3 separate regions of the Homo sapiens genome follow, and all the other regions are linked to region 1. Evidence: chromatin contacts called from ENCODE Hi-C or POLR2A ChIA-PET data. All regions are on one chromosome and are shown on one strand. The core of a region is the stretch at or near the end of the contact, and the rest is flanking DNA. Distances in the headings are between cores, read along the strand shown.

Evidence for each region. Hi-C counts contacts between places; a loop is a spot of excess contacts on that map. ChIA-PET counts read pairs that join two places held with the same protein, here RNA polymerase II (POLR2A). Pooled maps may share reads with other maps.
Region 2: a map of naive thymus-derived CD4-positive, alpha-beta T cell shows a loop between it and region 1 (5-fold over the local background). The contact joins two enhancer-like sites. A Hi-C loop is called at or near these places in 1 of 168 maps with a recorded cell type or tissue (naive thymus-derived CD4-positive, alpha-beta T cell) and 9 of 50 pooled maps. POLR2A ChIA-PET finds 5 or more read pairs at or near these places in 4 of 52 experiments (activated CD4-positive, alpha-beta T cell, activated CD8-positive, alpha-beta T cell, activated T-cell and 1 more).
Region 3: a loop to region 1 is called in a pooled map, with 6 times the contacts of the local background. The contact joins two enhancer-like sites. A Hi-C loop is called at or near these places in 1 of 37 single-sample maps with no recorded cell type and 12 of 50 pooled maps. POLR2A ChIA-PET finds 5 or more read pairs at or near these places in 5 of 52 experiments (activated CD4-positive, alpha-beta T cell, activated CD4-positive, alpha-beta memory T cell, activated CD8-positive, alpha-beta T cell and 2 more).

The regions. Positions count from the first base shown.
Region 1 is chr6:90,078,602-90,081,301 of GRCh38, reverse strand. All of the region lies in intron 5 of BACH2 (BACH transcriptional regulator 2), which reads left to right. Among named protein-coding and RNA genes, the nearest start is that of GJA10, 190 kb to the right of the region's middle. Within about 2 kb of position 1,266, at least 4 of the 41 ENCODE cell types and tissues checked have a DNase peak (open chromatin) inside an H3K27ac peak, as active enhancers do.
Region 2 is chr6:90,232,787-90,235,486 of GRCh38, reverse strand. The region is part of intron 3 of BACH2 (BACH transcriptional regulator 2); the gene reads left to right. Among named protein-coding and RNA genes, the nearest start is that of BACH2, 63 kb to the left of the region's middle. Within about 2 kb of position 1,411, at least 3 of the 41 ENCODE cell types and tissues checked have a DNase peak (open chromatin) inside an H3K27ac peak, as active enhancers do.
Region 3 is chr6:90,250,277-90,252,976 of GRCh38, reverse strand. It overlaps BACH2 (BACH transcriptional regulator 2), which reads left to right. Exons shown (of 9, transcript NM_021813.4): 3 at 387-464. Among named protein-coding and RNA genes, the nearest start is that of BACH2, 45 kb to the left of the region's middle. RefSeq lists an enhancer at 1,293-1,382. Within about 2 kb of position 1,361, at least 3 of the 41 ENCODE cell types and tissues checked have a DNase peak (open chromatin) inside an H3K27ac peak, as active enhancers do.

The DNA.
Region 1 (2,700 bases), core at 17-2,516:
ACTGAGTCACAGTGCTCACTTGTTTAGTGATGGGCATGTCATTTAAGCCTGAGACTGTCCCTCAGACTGTTTATGACATTGGATCTGAATTTCCCATTAGATGAACAGCCAGCATTTGTCATATAAATTCAAGAACACACTAAAAGTTTGTTGGCTTTGTAGTTGACATTGAGATTAACTTTCTCTAACCTAAACCAGTGAAAACTAAAATGCTCCTCACCACATAAAAGTTTTGCTTTCGCTGCGTTCAGACCCCTCCTACCTTGTCACAGCACAGTCATTTGGAGTCTGATTTGGGGGCGGTGTGGTTGTCTCAGTGGCGTATGACCCACTTTGTGTAATACTTAATTGCCTGTGTTTTTACAACACAAGTCAGAAGTTCTGGCGATAGTGGACTATCACCCAAAAAAGATTTTCTGAGACATCTCATCAGAGCTGCTCGAGTACCGCGCATGAAGACGGTGTTAGCTCTGCAGGGCATGTGCTAACTACCAGACGATGAAAGAACATTTCCTCTAGTTTCTGGATAATGAGCAGGCACACAGGTAAAGATGCCTTTCTCAGGGTTGACGCCTTTTGTTTCCTAATGATTCTGATGATTTTGTTGAACTAGACTTTTAAATATTAATTGTTACCTGCATATGTTTGCTGTTGTGGTTTGCAGAGGGCTCAGAGGAACAAGCATTTTAATTGGTATCCTGGGACTGTAATAACTTTTTATTAAAAGTCTGGAAAGATAGTAATCAAAAATAGACTCTCATCTCTATCTTCTCTGTGCCCCTGGCAAATATCCTCTTCATCAATTTTGTTTTTATTATTTGCCGTCAAGATGGTTATCTCTAAATATCAGATGCTTCAATCCACAGTGATAACCATGTGTGAATTAATGCTTGATAAGCTTCAGGTTATCAGGTGGAGAAGTGTGGTTAAGGCATACAGAAAGAAAAAATGCACAGAAGGAAAGGGATAGCAAGGGGATACTGTGCCTTGGTAAGCGTGGTGCCACCGCAGACTAAAAGCAGATATAAGTCAAGTGCTACTGACTTAAGTTTGGCAAAATCACTCCTCACAGCCCGCTCTGTTTTAGAAATGTTTATATTTCTGATATCACTTTTGTTAATTTGAAGAACTTTTAAAATACCATCATTGTTTCAAAACAAAATGTGGAAGGTGTGGATCACCTTCCTGAATTTACAGAAAAGTTTTTGGGTACATTTCTTTGCGGAAGATTGGCTGAGATGTGGTTCACGGCAGGGTGGTGCCCGTGCCTTGCGGATCACGTTGTCTGTACACTGACTGACATACCAACTTAGAGTCTTTGAAAATGCCCATTGGTAAGTCAACATTGTTTTCCCTGAAAGTCCTGAGACAGAAAAAAAAAAAAAATGAAAGTACAAACACTAACTGGAAAAAATGTCACACATTTTAGCCACTTTGCATCCCTTGTTAGGACAAACCCTGGTCTGGGTTTTTTTACATTTTGAAGTTGTGTGGTAGGTGGGGCAGTGTGGGTGGCCCAGAAAAAGTAGCGGTTAGAATAAGATTTTCCATTTATTGCCCTTTGTGCATGGCTAAAAATAAGAGTCATACAAATCAGAATATGTAGTGCAAGCAAAATCACTCTGTTAATTCTGATGACTGGTTTGCCCACATCTTTGCATCTGTCTGGTAAGTGGTATATTGGGAAATAATTTGTCTCTGTTTAAATAGCAAAAGGCAACCAAGTTTTTGCGTTGTGTGTCTACACATGATAGTTTATCAGCACTTTTCTCTTCCGAAGGAAGAAAGATCCAACTCATACATAAACAAATTGTGTTGATGGAAGGAAGAAAGAAGCGTGAAACCCTTGAATCTTTTTTAAAAAGGAATTGCCTTATTTGAAATGCAGTTTTACAACATCCATCTTCTTGGCTTATTGTTAGAAAGTTATTTCTTGTAAACTCATAGCACAGCAAGGAAAGGATATCTTAATGGTGTTGCCCTAGAGATTGGAAAACTTTTTGTGTGTTTGGTTGGAGGAGGGAGAAGGGACAAGGATGAGCACACGCCTGCCCTGTAGTATCTTCTGTAGACACAGATGTTGGAGGGACAGTTAACCAAGTAAAAACTCCCCTGCATCTGGCTGCTGAGTCGAATGCAACCACAGTAAGTGATAACGTGTCCGTTTGTGGCTAGAAGAAACACCAAAGAGAGGCGGCGCCAGCATTCACAGGGAAATTTGTGCCTTCGCAATCCCATTGATGGTGCTGTCCCATTCCACTGACTGAGTGGTTGTGGCATTTCCAAAGAATGAGAATGTCTGCAAGTGTTCTGAGCCTTTCAGTCTGATGAGCTTTGTAAAATGGATGAGTCAAGAGGGCAGTTCCAGAAGATTCTGAAAAATGAAGACTGCAAATCACATTTTTCTTTGGCATCCCCAACTGTGGCAGACAGTGTGGCACAGTGGTTACAATGAGTTGAGAGCTTTAGGAGGAAAAAAAGACTCCGGATCAAATCTTAGCTTAGCTACTTGTTGACCTTGATCTGTTAACCTCTCCTAGGCCTGGGTGTCTTTATTTGAAAATGGGAACAGAAGTAGTACTGCCTGCCTGAATGAGAGGGTGGTTGTGGGGATTCAGTGAGATGACGTACATAAAGCACAAAGCCAGCACTCCACAAAATGATGTTGGTGTTATCGTCATTTGTGCAGTTGCATCATAA
Region 2 (2,700 bases), core at 162-2,661, 150 kb before region 1:
AACAGTAATCAAAACAGTTCTACCTTTGTAATAATAATGGCTAATTCTTGAATGTTTACTGTGTTGGGCACTGTTCTAAATGCTTTATCTACTTTGACATAATCTTCACAACCCTGTGATGTAATTACTATTATTAGCTCTGTTTTTACAGACTGGGAAACCGAGAGCAAAGATGTTAAGTGATTTATCTCTGTTCTAAGGGGTGCTGGAATTTGAACCCATGCAGATGGACTCAATACCTTTGCTTTTAACCACACACTAATCTTCCTTTCTATGAATGCAACCAGCATTTCTTGTGTTTGCTTTGTGTGACTTCGTTTAATGCTCCTAGCAACTTCTGCAAATTAGGTGTTAAATCTCTTTTGCTTGCAGCCGAAAAAAGGTCTTGGTTTTTTGGTTACAAGCAACGGACTAAAGCAAAAAAGATTTTACCATGTCTTATACCTGAGCTATCTTTAGGTCAGGTTGCTGACTATGATGATGGGTGCCCCAGTTGGTATGGGGAGGGGCAACTTTTCACAAAGGAAGGGGAGCCAATGATGGAGAAACAAAATCACATGAAGAAATGGAAGTTTAAATGACTTGCCCAAGGTCACCCAGCTAGTGAGTGCCAAAGGTGGGATTTGGCCCTAGGCTGCCTCTAGCACCATCTGGGTTCACTCTGATTTGAGTGGACCCTTTGCAAACTGTACATCCTGCTGCTGCTGTTCTTTCATCAGCAGGTTATGCTATCATAACCATAACATGTATCATTTTCTTTATTCCATTCTGGTTCTAAGAATACACTGTGACCACCTTCTTTGAACCTGGCTGTTTCCCAAATGTAGTGCACATTGTTTTATTTAATTCTAAACTATCTTTTAGGATAGTTGTATAAACAGTTTAGTTCATCTAAAATTTTAACTAAAATTTGTACTGCTTTCCACTTCTGAAAGTGACCTTTTTTTCTGACCTGGCTGCAAATTCTGGAGAAGGCTTGACTGAAGCTCTGTGAGCAGACCAGAGCTTTTTCAGGCTAAGGTTTATACAAAACATTGACCTTCATGGAAATTCTGGTTCTTGATCACTTGGGTAAGCAAGTAAGTTCATGGGAATGCCCATCTATTCACTGTCAACTCACAGCCCTACTGTACAGGTCCTTGCTGGGGAGCATGCTCTCTGGAAAGTGGCTTATACTTTGCACTTCTGAATCTGTTTGTGAGGAAATGACAGTATTTTTCCGCACTTGCACCACCGACTGAAGCGCTGATCCTTGATGTGTTTAGTTTTTACCTGTGCTCATCTCTACATCAAAAACAGAGGAAGCCACAGGAAATTGCTGCCTGTATTTCCAGGAAACTTAACTACATCATCGGCTCCCCAATCCGCACAGCCCAGAAGACCCTGATGCTGGCCTCAGTGTTGCTGATGTGGGTGGTGATAAGGGGCCGAGAGTGTTCTCATCCTGTGGCTCTGCCAGTGAAAGCCTAGAAGAGATGAAGCACTCTTCAGACTAACAGGAAAACCCTGAGTCTGGTTCTATAAGCACTTAGTCTCTGAACATGCCGACAGTGAGGGTGAAGTGAGGGATAATTCTATCCCAAGGCTAGTGGTCCTCTTTCTTTCTGCTCAGGTGTGCTATCTTGTCCCTGGTCCATAGGGCCGTGGCTGGCATTCTCTCTGATCGCAGAAAATTGAAATGATCCTGGGAAAATTGTCACATGAGCCTGTGGATGGGGTCAGGAGAGATAAAGACCATAGGATTTACACTGGCCACCAGCAGTTCCTCAAAGAATTATAATAACATAATTGTAATACCAATCGCTGATATTTATTGAGCATTGACTTTGGTGTGCCAGGCATTTTGTCGAGGACCCTATGAGCATTAATGTAATCCTCACATAAACCCCAAAAGGGACTCTTTATTATTCCCAATTGTCAGGCGAGGTACCTGAGACTCATAGAGTTTGATACCTTGTCCAGGGTCATATAGCCATTAAAGGATGCAAAACTTGAACCTAAATCTGTGTCATTCTAAGCCAGCACTATACATAGTCAAGTAGGTTTTACTGGAGGGTGGAGTGGGGCTGGCAGCCTGTGTGCACAGGCAGACGGAAGCAGACAAGATCCATCCAAGGCAGGCTGAAGACTTATACCCAGAGAAGGCTTTGGTGTACATCTGCCAAAGTGATATTCTCATGTAGAAGAAAGGATTGGGTGATAGTCCAATAAATACTTTACCACAGGGAACTTATGTGTCTTCTGGGGTCTGGCCAAAGTCATGAGTGCAAGCTCCCAAATAAAAAAAAGGTGGCTTCTCACCTCCTCATGATCCCAGCTTCCTAGCATAGCACTCTTCTCTATTTTAGCTTATCAATTCCAAATGTGATTGAAACAAGTATGAGAAATTGATGTTGCTTCAGCTTCTCTGTGAACTGAAACAAATTCTTGTTGAAACATGATATCTCCTGCCTCATGGATCAAAGAGGGATGGTCTGGAAGAGAAGCCCCCATAAATATTTGAGGCTTAATGAAGGCTATCTGTTGAATAATACACCTGTATTATTGTAAAAAGTTTTAATTTGGCCTCAGAGATACTCCCCACTAAAGCAGACAACAAAAAAGTGAGAAAATGAGGCTAGGAATTAATAAAAGATGTCAAGAAAGACCATTTAAGGACTTCTTAGAGACAGGCCATAAATGTGGTTTTGAACTTTTTGG
Region 3 (2,700 bases), core at 112-2,611, 170 kb before region 1:
CACTGCACCTGGCCCTAAAGCTACTCTTTCTGAGCAGTTTGAGAGGGACTGTGGCTTATCTGGCCTTGAGAACAGTGTCTTTATTAATGCAGCCTAAGAGTACATTTTTGCAAACCCATCACACTGCCTGTATTGAATCAAGAGGCTGCTGGACCTCCATGTACTGACCATACAGGACCTCACATTTGAGCCTAGTAAACTTGACTATATTCATTTTGGTCTATTTTTAACCTTGTGAGAACTTTTGTAATCCTGTTTCTGGCATCCCTGGTGTTGTGTTTTTGTACCAATACAGCTTCTGGATCATTGTCTCAATCATTGATAAAAATGGGCAAATACAGACTTTCTGTCCAGAGTGATAATCATATCCATTACTTTTGCTTTAGATAAGAGTGTTGCTGTTGATCATCTTTGCCTGGGAAGTTGAATGATAAAGCCAGAAGAAAGCATGCTTTCTGATCATTGTAAGTTTTACTTTTAAGGAAAGAGACTAAAAAAATTTAGCAGGAAATTTAAATTTTATTAATATCATCTCATATACTTTAGAAGATCTAAAACTGTTAAAAGAAACAAAATGGTTTACACTGGAGCCTGGTTATAACCTTTCTTTGGTAGCCCATAGCTGTGGGGCCCATAGCTTTGGGGCCCAAAGCTCTCTTTGATTTGAGTCAGAGACCTTCCCATGTGCCCAGGAATTTTGATTATGGCAGGTGATATTATCAAGTCTTCATCAGATTTGGCTGGAGGGAAAAGCTGTCTGTCACCAAGTTGTGTGAATCTTTGTATTGCTAAAAAGGATACCCGGGCAGTCTTAAAACTGGTGCCTTATGTTATTTGAACTTTAAAATATTGTGATGTTCATGTTTGCTCAGGCTGGCTACTCCAGTTTTGTTACAACATAGTGCTGCTCAGACCATGGTTGAAAGTTTGATGCTAAAAAGCACAGTGTATTTGAGCATAGTCAATTCTAAAAAAAATTTTGTTTTCTTTCTTCCTTCCTTCTCCTTTCCTTTCTTCTTTCTGTCTTGAAATCTGTGGATTGAACTTTCCCACCCCTGGAAAAACAACTCAGAAAGTATATCATGTGTCATCACTATCATCTTCCTTTTATCAGTGCAGGTTTATAGAAAGTGTTCTCATATCATCCTGAATCATTTCTACAAACTATAAAACAAAATTAACTTTCCATTACAATCCTAACAATTGTAATAAATGCTCCTATTAGAAGCTTTTACTTCCATCCTGTGAAGTATATCATGCTGAGGGGAAAGTTGCATCTTCATTAGTCACCCATGACTTACTCCAGGTGTTACCCTCTAAGTTAGAAAGAGAGAGGGCAAAATACCCTGGTGACACATACGTTTTTTAAGGGAAAAAATTCTGAAAGCAAAAGGGTTCTCTCTTTTTTTAATATGACTAGCAAAAGAGTGTTGATTAAGATGTGTCAAGCAGGTGCTGGGTATGTGCTAAACTAATGGTTTTCAGAGTACTGAGTGGCTATTTTTAAATGTTTCTATATCATTCTCAGTTAAGCTGCTGGATGAAAAGTACAAAAGGCTAAAAATATTTACAGTTTCAGTAATGTCTGTTTTAAAAGAAACCATCCGCGTCTATGGCCACACCACCCTGAACGTGCCTGATCTTGTCTAAAAGAAACCATCCTGTGTGATTTTTCTTTATTTCCATTTGAAGGAAAAGAATATTATGGCTTACAGAGAAGTGGTTGAAAGCAGTTTGTTCAACACTGAGGTTTTTAGGAAAAAATGGCCATCAAAAGGACAGTAAGTTGGGTTACAAATCATCAGGATTAAAAAAAAAAAGTTGATTATTATTCCTTGTACTATATTATTATTACTATTTTTGTATTATTAACTGTAGTTCCAACTGAAAATAGTATTATCTTTGAAACTTTTTGTATGGAGTTAGGAGACAAGTTGCTGGTATCAGATTACTTGGGCCTATATCTCAGCTCTATCCCTTGGATATGTGATCCTGGATAAATTGTTTAACCTCTTTGTGCCTCAGTGTACCCATCTGTAAAACAGAATAATAATAGTGCCTTCCTGCTAAGGTTGTTGTGATTAAATGAGATGATGCTCTGCCTAACATGGTAAGTACTCAGTAAATGTTTGTTATGCTTATTTTTTTCATTTAAAAAAATTTTTGGTTAAATGAACACATTTATTCTCTTAACCATTTTTGAGTATATAACTCAGTAATATTAGCTATATTTACATTGTAGTGTAACAAATCTTTAGAATTTTTCATCTGGCAAAACTGAAATGTTTATTATGTTTTAAAAGCTCATTTTTCTTCAGAGTCAGTTACACAGCTGTGTGGACGTAACACAGGAATGCAAGCACCATTGGGGCAGGGAGTTTAGACTCTTCTGTTCACTGCTGTATCACAAGTGCCACAATCAGCATCTGGCCCATAACAGGGCTCAATCAATATCTGTCGAATGAATGAATGAATGAATGAATGAACAGTGAGGCTTCATTTGACAAACTACATGTGTGTTTGAAAATTATTTCTTAAATGGTAAATCCATTTTTATGAGTGATTTTAAGTATACATGGAAAGTTGACTCCTTTCGGAGGGTGAAGTGATTTCTAAAACAACTGTTTTGTAATTATTTAGCAGTTCTGGCTTTGGTAGGTCAACTTTTCTTAAACTGGAAAAAAAAATAGTATTCTTAGT